Regions from separate parts of the Homo sapiens genome. Here region 1 is linked to region 2. A link is an interaction called in ENCODE POLR2A ChIA-PET data of the cell type or tissue named here. Cell type or tissue: K562. All regions are shown on one strand.

Evidence for each region. Peaks named below come from ENCODE experiments on the same cell type or tissue, not always from the same donor. Only the 100,000 strongest peaks of a DNase experiment are listed, where the experiment ranks them.
Region 1: POLR2A ChIA-PET joins it to region 2 with 8 read pairs; 9 of 35 experiments call an interaction of 5 or more read pairs at or near these places.

What each region holds. Positions count from the first base shown.
Region 1 is chr4:169,734,559-169,738,558 of GRCh38, forward strand. HPF1 (histone PARylation factor 1) reads right to left here. Exons shown (of 8, transcript NM_017867.3): 6 at 3,102-3,189. Among named protein-coding and RNA genes, the nearest start is that of HPF1, 21 kb to the right of the region's middle. In K562, no CTCF peak of the experiment used is centred here; no DNase peak of the experiment used is centred here.
Region 2 is chr4:169,624,522-169,628,521 of GRCh38, forward strand. All of the region lies in intron 1 of CLCN3 (chloride voltage-gated channel 3), which reads left to right. Among named protein-coding and RNA genes, the nearest start is that of CLCN3, 5.9 kb to the left of the region's middle. In K562, no CTCF peak of the experiment used is centred here; DNase peaks (open chromatin) are centred at 1,550 and 2,540; H3K4me3 peaks cover 377 bases.

The DNA of each region.
Region 1 (4,000 bases), 110 kb after region 2:
AGCAATAAAACATTCTACAGAAATTTCATTTAACTGAAACCCAAACTTAAAGAACATGAGTGAAGCCTTAAGTTAACTATTCAAAAATGATGACTTAAATGTTTCTACTCAAAATACTCAATTTAATGAGTTAGGAGTTTCACTGCTGAATTCTTACTATATCCCTGCCACTACTATCAACTAGAATACTTAAATTAAGCTACAGTAGTTCTGTCAAGGTAAAAATCAGGCAACTAGGCAGGCAACTCTTCTTACTTCGGATAGTAGTATGCACTCTACAGTCAGAAAACCAAGTATGAAAACCAGTGCCCTCAGCCGGGGCTTTGGGAAGCCAAGGCAGGTAGATAACTTGAGGTCAGGAGTTCGAGACCAGCCTGATCAACATGGTTGAAACCCTGTCTCTACTAAAAATACAAAAATTAGCTGGGCATGGTGGTGGGTGCCTGTAATCCCAGCTACTCAGGAGGCTGAGGCAGGAGAATCACTTGAACCTGGGAGGCGGAGGTTACAGTGAGCTGACACCCTACCATTGCACTCCGGCCTGGGTGACAAGAGCAAAATTCCATCTCAAAAAAAAAAAAAAAGAAGAAAGAAAGAAAAAAAGAAAACCAGAGCCCTTACTGACTAATGCTAAGCACCGTGAGTCTATTTCCTTTGTGAACATGGGAATAAGACCTACAATAAAGAGTTGGGTGAGAATTAAATACATCACTTGTTAAAGTGAATCATGACACTGACATTTAAGAATTGCTCAATAAAACGTATCTTATTTGCTAAGTTAAAGCGTTATTGTGAGAAGCTTCAAAGGGTTAAGAACAAACTTAGTTGTGATTTGCTAATCATTGTCACATTAACAAACTGCCAGTCAGTTATACCTCTTGGCAAATGACACTGGCAAGAGCAAGAAGATTAGGTCCTTCAGTCTTAATGTTTTGCTACCACTTCAAAACTAATTAAATACAGAAGGATCTAATGCCTAGAATAGTAGACTTGGATATAAAACCCCAGAACCACAACTACCGCAGGGTAACAGGCTTTACTCCAGGGCACTACAATTTAACATCCATCACCCCAAAAGCTTTAGAGACTGCCCATCTCTACAACAAATGTGCGCAACCTTTCCCAAACGAGATAGTAATCATGCTTTTTAAAGCTCTCTCTGTGAGCAGAGACATGAAGAGAAGATGACTTAGTGTAGAAGCAGAAGACTGACCAGTAGCTAGGGCCCACAATGGTCCCATCAGAGACTAATTGACTCTGGCTTCAAAGAGGAGATATAGGACAGATCAGCCTGTCTAAGAGAAATACAGTGTGGGTTACATTTTTTCCAGTATCCACATGAAAAAAGAAACAGGTGGGGCAGGAGAAGGAGCTAAAAAAAAAAAAAAAAACCAACAACAAAAAACAGGTGAAATTAAGATATTTTATTTAACCCATATTTCCAAAATAGTATTATGTCAACATATAATCAATGTAAGAAACATTTAATCCTGTTTTAATTTACAAACTTAAACTAATTAAAATTATAGAAAATTACAGGCCAGGTTCGGTGGCTCATGCCTATAATCCCAAAACTTTGGGAAGCCGAGGTGGGTTGATCACGTGAGCCCAGGAGTTCGAGACCAGCATCGGCAACAGAGTGAGACCCCGTCTCTACAGGACAAAAACAAAAACAAAAACAAAACCCACCAATTAGCCAGGCATGGTGGTGCACACCTGTAGTCCCAGCTACTCGGGAGGCCGAGACAGGTTAATTGCACCACTGCGCTCCGTCCTGGGTGACAGAGTGAGACCCTGTCACAAAAAAAAAAAAAAAAAGAAGTAAAAAATAAATACGAGTTACAAATTTTGTTGCAGGAGCCACCTGTGAGGCACTCAGTGGCCATCACACTGGACAGCTCAGCCACATTCGTCTTCCCTATGGCACTCCTCTAAGTGGCAGGGGTACAGCAAAAACAGGTCCGTATGAGTAGCTGCCATCTAAGACATCTCTACCTACTGGCTGGAGACTCTGCACAGTAAAATTTGAGAAGAACTGCTTTAGAGAATTGGTTTAAATGCAGATGTCCAGGTCACAACCCCCAGAGACTGGTAACTACCAAGGCTAGTTAGTTCTGTTCTGAAAAGCAGACGGCCAAATACGTGCATTGGGCAGGAATATGTGGTTCTTTGAGAAGATGCTAAGTTTGATTTCCCTTTAAGTTTTATCCCCCCAGAAGAGGATGATCAATAAAGGAATACCAGCAGGGCTGTTCACGATAAGGGAATGGAGACAAGGGGAAAAGAATTGAGAAGCGATTTTAATTCTCGATGTTTAACGTAGCAATAACTAGATTATGCGCAGTGGTCCATTTTCAAAGTGTTTTTATACTTACAGATGACGTAGTTCAGGATCTTGGGCTTCTGAAAGCTAAATCATTTTATAGGCAGATGAAAAAATGTTCACAAAGAACCATAAAAACACAATTTCAATAATTACTACTTTGCAAGTTGACTGTAATGTCAAAGGTTCGGAAATAGTTCCCAAGAAGCAGGCAATGGGTTAAAATTCTGAAACCCCGTCTCTACTGAAAATACAAAAATTAGCTGGGCATGGTGGTGGGTGCCTATAATCCCAGCTACTTGGGAGGCTGAGGCAGGAGAATCGCTTGAACCTGGGAGGCGGAGGTTGCAGTGAGCTGAGATTGCGCCACTGCACTCCAGCCTGGGCGACAGAGCAACACTCCGTCTCAAAAAAAAAAAAAAAAAACAAACAAAAAAAGAAACTACTGAATTTTGAACACTGAGGCAAGCATTTTGTTAAGTATTTTAATACTTGTTTACACCACAAATTCCTTTATGAAGTGCATATGATTAGCTCCATTTTACAGATGAAAAAGACAAGATTTCACAGGGTTAAATAATTTGTTCAAGGCCACACAGCTATGAACTCGGTTTTAATTCAGGAATGACTGACTCTAAAACCTCAGCTTACTCTTTATTACTAAGGTCTAGCGACTGTGTCAGAAAAGGTATATAGACATACCTACTTCCCAATATAAGCAAAACCTTTATTCATGTGCATTAACATATATGCACATGTTTACTATGAAATACATTACCATCTGTTTCAGGGAGCTCTCGGTACCCAACATCATTTTTATCTACTGGAACAACCAAGCCTGCACCATGAAAGGTCTTTGTCACAACCTACATTAAAGAAAAGAATAAAATGTAATCATGGTAAGCAGACATCAAAAAAAAAAATCCCCAAATACATAAACCCTCAACATTTCTGCCAAAATGTAACATTTAATCACATTTTATTTCAGTAAATTTGGACTCCAGGGTAAAAATTTAACACTATTTTTTTCTTGAAAATCAGCTAAAAGTTAAACAGTTGAAGTAATCACAGAACAGTGAAATAATTGGCTTTTCTTAATTGTGCCAGTCACTTGGAAGTCTGCACCCTGATTTGTTAAGGAAGAACCCAATACATCCTAGAAGGCAAGTCAAAATATTGGTTTCCTCTAAGGTCAAAGTACCTTCTGGTAGAAAGCACAGAGGAACCTGGTTCTAAAAGAAAAAGAGTAAGAAATAGTTCTTGTCAGCAAGAAGATATGGTAGGACAGAACTCCTCTCATCCATCCTGCCAAATTGAGACTCCCCTATTTTTACCTGGAATATTTAGGCTTCTCTGCAAACTTCCCAAAAGTAGGGCAGTTTCTAGGTTTGTGGTGTCCTTTATGGAGGCAAATCACATAACCAGTGAGCTTTTATTAAGTGGTAGTCTTCAAAGACAAAAACAGGCCCAACTACAACTACCACCATAACCCTTCCAGTTTCCATTCTTCCTTTAGCTCATGTTAGTGACATTATTTTTAGGTCTTTCCTTAGCGAAACATCTGTACAAATATTCCACTTCTTTGTGCAATTCAGTGAAAAGTTTCCAAGGCAGAGGAAGGACACAACCCAAAAACCAAACTCCAATTTTAAAGGCCTCTCACCTAAGTCTCTATAT
Region 2 (4,000 bases):
GCATCCCAAAGTGTTGGGATTACAGGCATGAGCCACTGCACTGGGCTGGAATACATACTAATTTTTAGAAAGCTATTACAGCATCCCTCTTGAGGAAAATGTATAATGTAATTTATGCTGAAGTCTACTGAAAGCTGTAGGGCCTATACAAATATAATGGCATTAATACAATAAAAACTGTGTTCATATTTATTATAATTTCTGGTACATTGTTAGCTATTCTATAAATGTTAGTAAATGAATAAGTTATGTTGAAATTCCTTTTCACATTTTTTTTTCTTTTGTTTGAGGCTCAGTCTTGCTCTTGTTGCCCAGGCTGGAGTGCAGTGGCGCGATCTCAGCTATCCTCAGTCTCTGCCTCCTGGGTTCAAGCTATTCTTCTGCCTCAGCCTCCTGAGTAGCTGGGATTACAGGTGCCCGCCACCATGCCCGGCTAATTTTTGTGCTTTTATTAGAGACGGGGTTTCCCCATGTTGGCCAGGCTGGTCTTGAACTCCTGACCCAGGTGATCTGCCCACTTCGGCCTCCCAAAGTGCTGGAATTACAGGTGTGAGCCACTGCACCTGGCCTCTTTTCACGTTTCAATCTGTGACTAGTACTTAGCACAGTTTTTACAATATTTATATGAAAATGCTCCTTACATACAAATGGCTAGCTCAGATTTTCACCTCTCTGCCATCGTTGCTCTTGAGACTTTTGTTCCATCTCTCTAGTTGCTGACATTGACAATCTTTTTCTTCTTTCACCCAGTTTATATCCACTTTTCTTTTTAGCTTAACAGAGAGTTGACTGACACACCTTTGGGAATTAGATGTGGTCCTCAGCTGTACCCAGTCAGTCTCCTTTATGGGAGAGACAAAACTTTGTTGGGAACCATGAAAAATTAGTGTGCATATCTCAGGCTGTGGATCCTTTCGCCACCCATTTCCATGGTTTTCCTATTTTTGCTCCCCTCCCCAAATTCTGGTGGCATATTGCTTAGTGTTTGCAGTTTTGGGGCTCAGGTCAGTGTAATGGAGGTAACCTTCTTTATAGTCTGACCTGGAATAGAAACTAAAGCCTCGACATATAATCCTAAAGTTGGAAAGAACACGCTGGTCTTGAGTTCTGTGAGTTGCAGGAGACTGAAATTTGTTTCTGCCAACTGTTTTCAGTTAATCAAGTTGGAACCTTAGTGGATATCTTAGATTCTTCTTTACCATTCCCTATATCTTATTAATTACCAGGTCCTCTTAAATATTTCTTCAAACTCTCTCTGCTTCTCAATATTGATGTGTCTTAGTGAGCAGGGTAAAATCACAGCCAAAGTATTTTTTAATTCTCTCACTCAACACAACAATAATTAACACAGAAGACTTCTGTGACCAGATGCTTGGGGGTTTCTCCCCCCACAGCAACCAACCAGTTAGTTCTGCAGCAGATACCAACTGGGTGCCCCCCGGTTCCAATACGGTGTACCTGGAGGTAGTGTCAGACACCACTGGTTGAGGGCAGTTCCCAAAAGACTTCCCCCACTTCCAGTGCTAATCGCAAGCCCCAGGTTATTTTGATTTTGCCTGTGCTTCTGATAACACTGGCTATAAATCAGGGATCCCATGACCCCCCCACTCCTTACGTCCTTGGGTTCAATTAATGTGCTAGAGCAGCTCACAGAACTCAGAGAAACACTTACCGGTTTATTATAAAGGATGTTCAAAGGATACAGATGAACAGATGCATAGGGGGAGATAGGGGAAAGAGCATGGAGCTTCCATGCCTTCCCATGGTGCGCCACCTTCCAGGAGCCTCCAATGTTCAGCTATCCAGAAGCTCTCTGAATCCACTCCTTTTGGGTTTTTATGGAGGCTTCATTACATAGGCACAGTCAACAACTGTGTAGAAATGTGATTGGACAAAAAGAGTATGACCTAACAGCACTAATAGACCCAGTGGGGAAACCCAGCAAGGCCTGCCTGTCCAACTTCTTCTGCCTGTCTGCAGCATTCCTTCTTCCAGGGTCTGGGGCAAGCTCCCTTCTAAAGGGAAGGTCTTATGACCCACAGTCAGACAGGCTGTGGAAGATTAGAGTTCTGCCTTGGGTTGGTGGAAAGGAGGGCAGGAAAAGGTCAGCAAGAGAAGAGATTCTGTTTTCTGAGGTTTAATGTGCCCCAACATTATACAAAAGACTGTAGTAAGGCCAGGCACAGTGGCTTACCTCTGTAATCCCATCACTTTGGAAGGCCGATGTGGGCGGATCACTTGAGGCCAGGAGTTCGAGACCAGCCTGGCCAACATAGTGAAATCCTGTCTCTACTTATATAAAATTAAATTTAATATTAAAAAAGAATGTAATAAGAGCTGTGGGACTTATAAACCAGGAACCATGGATGAAAACCAATATATATCATATCACTCTTAATTCAGTTATGCCCTATCTTACGTTTAGAATTGTTCAGACGTCTAGTCTCATCTCCAGCTTCTCTATCTGTAGTCCTTCAGTCTCTTACCCTTCTTATCTGGCTTTCACACTGCTGCTAGTGTTGGCTTACTAAAATTCATGTCTGATCATGTGATTTCTCTAAAGTTCTTCATGGTTTCCCCTGTGTATAGATGAGTATGTAAGTTTCTTAGTGTGACACATGAACCCCTCCCCTTCATGATCTGGCCTATGTCTGCCTCTGTAGCTACTCTCTGGTCCTTTACCTCTTACATAAGCTACCCAAGCAGGTTTTACTATGATGCTTTTATGCTGTTGCGCATACTTTTTTTGTGTGTGTGCCTGTATTGACTTTTTACCTCACAGCCCAATTAATTTATCCTAATTCTTCAATATTTTGCTAAAATATTCCCTCTATTAAGTGCTTACGGACTGTGTGCCAGCCAGCTTGCTTACTTTTCTCAGGTTTATCAAATACATTGTATGTACCTCTCCTGTGATGTGTATCATACCATATTGTTGTTACTTGTTGATGTCTGTCACCTTCACTGCCTTAGGAACAGAAACCATATCTTATTCATTACCCTAGCATCTGGCTTTGTGCCTGGTACATGCTAAGTGTGCAGTCAATGATTATCAAATAAATTAATAAATGACTCCAAAAACTAGCTTTGAATACTAGATAAATGGTGATCCTGTAAACTGAGATAGGAAAAGTAGGAGGACAAGGACTTTTGGGGCAAATATTTATTTAGTTTAGGTCTTGTTGAGTTTTAGCTCTTTTACAACATCAAGGAAGACATGTACCATTTATTTCTTATACATTTGTTATTTATTCATACAATATAATTAACCCAACAAGATTTTTTTTAGATATGGACAAGATTATTCTAAAATTTACATGAAAAGGCAATGAAAAAGAAGAATAAGGTGTGAAAGATCAATCTACTCAATTTCAAGACTTATTATGTAGTTACAGTAATCAAGACTGTGTGGTATGGGCATAGATAAAGACACAGATCCGTGGAACAGAACAGAGAACTCTGAAATAGATCCACATAAATATACCTAGTTTTTGTCAAAAGCATGAAAACAGTTCAACGGAGGTAGATAACTTTTTCAACAGTTGGTACTGGAGCAATTAGACATCCATACACTGTCCCATTCCCAACCCCCCAATAAAGGAACCTCAACCTATGTCTCATACCCTGTGCATGCACAAATTAAAATGGATCACAGACTGAAATATAAAAATATTAAACTATAAAATTTTAGGAAAAATAGAAGAAAATTTTGGGGAGGTAGGGTTAGGCATATGTTTCTTTGACTTGCCACCAAAAGAATACTCCTTAAAGGCAAAATTGATAAATTAAACTTCATCAAAATTAAGTATTTTTGCTCTGTTATAGACCCTGTTAAAAAGATGAAAAGATAAACTAGAGAGGGGAGAAAATATTTGCAGACAACACAACTGACAAATAACTAGTATCTGTAATATATAAAGAACTCTTAAAAGTCAACAGTATGAAAGCAGTCCAGCTAGAAAACGGACAAAAGACATAGTCATTTCACTGAAGAGGATTA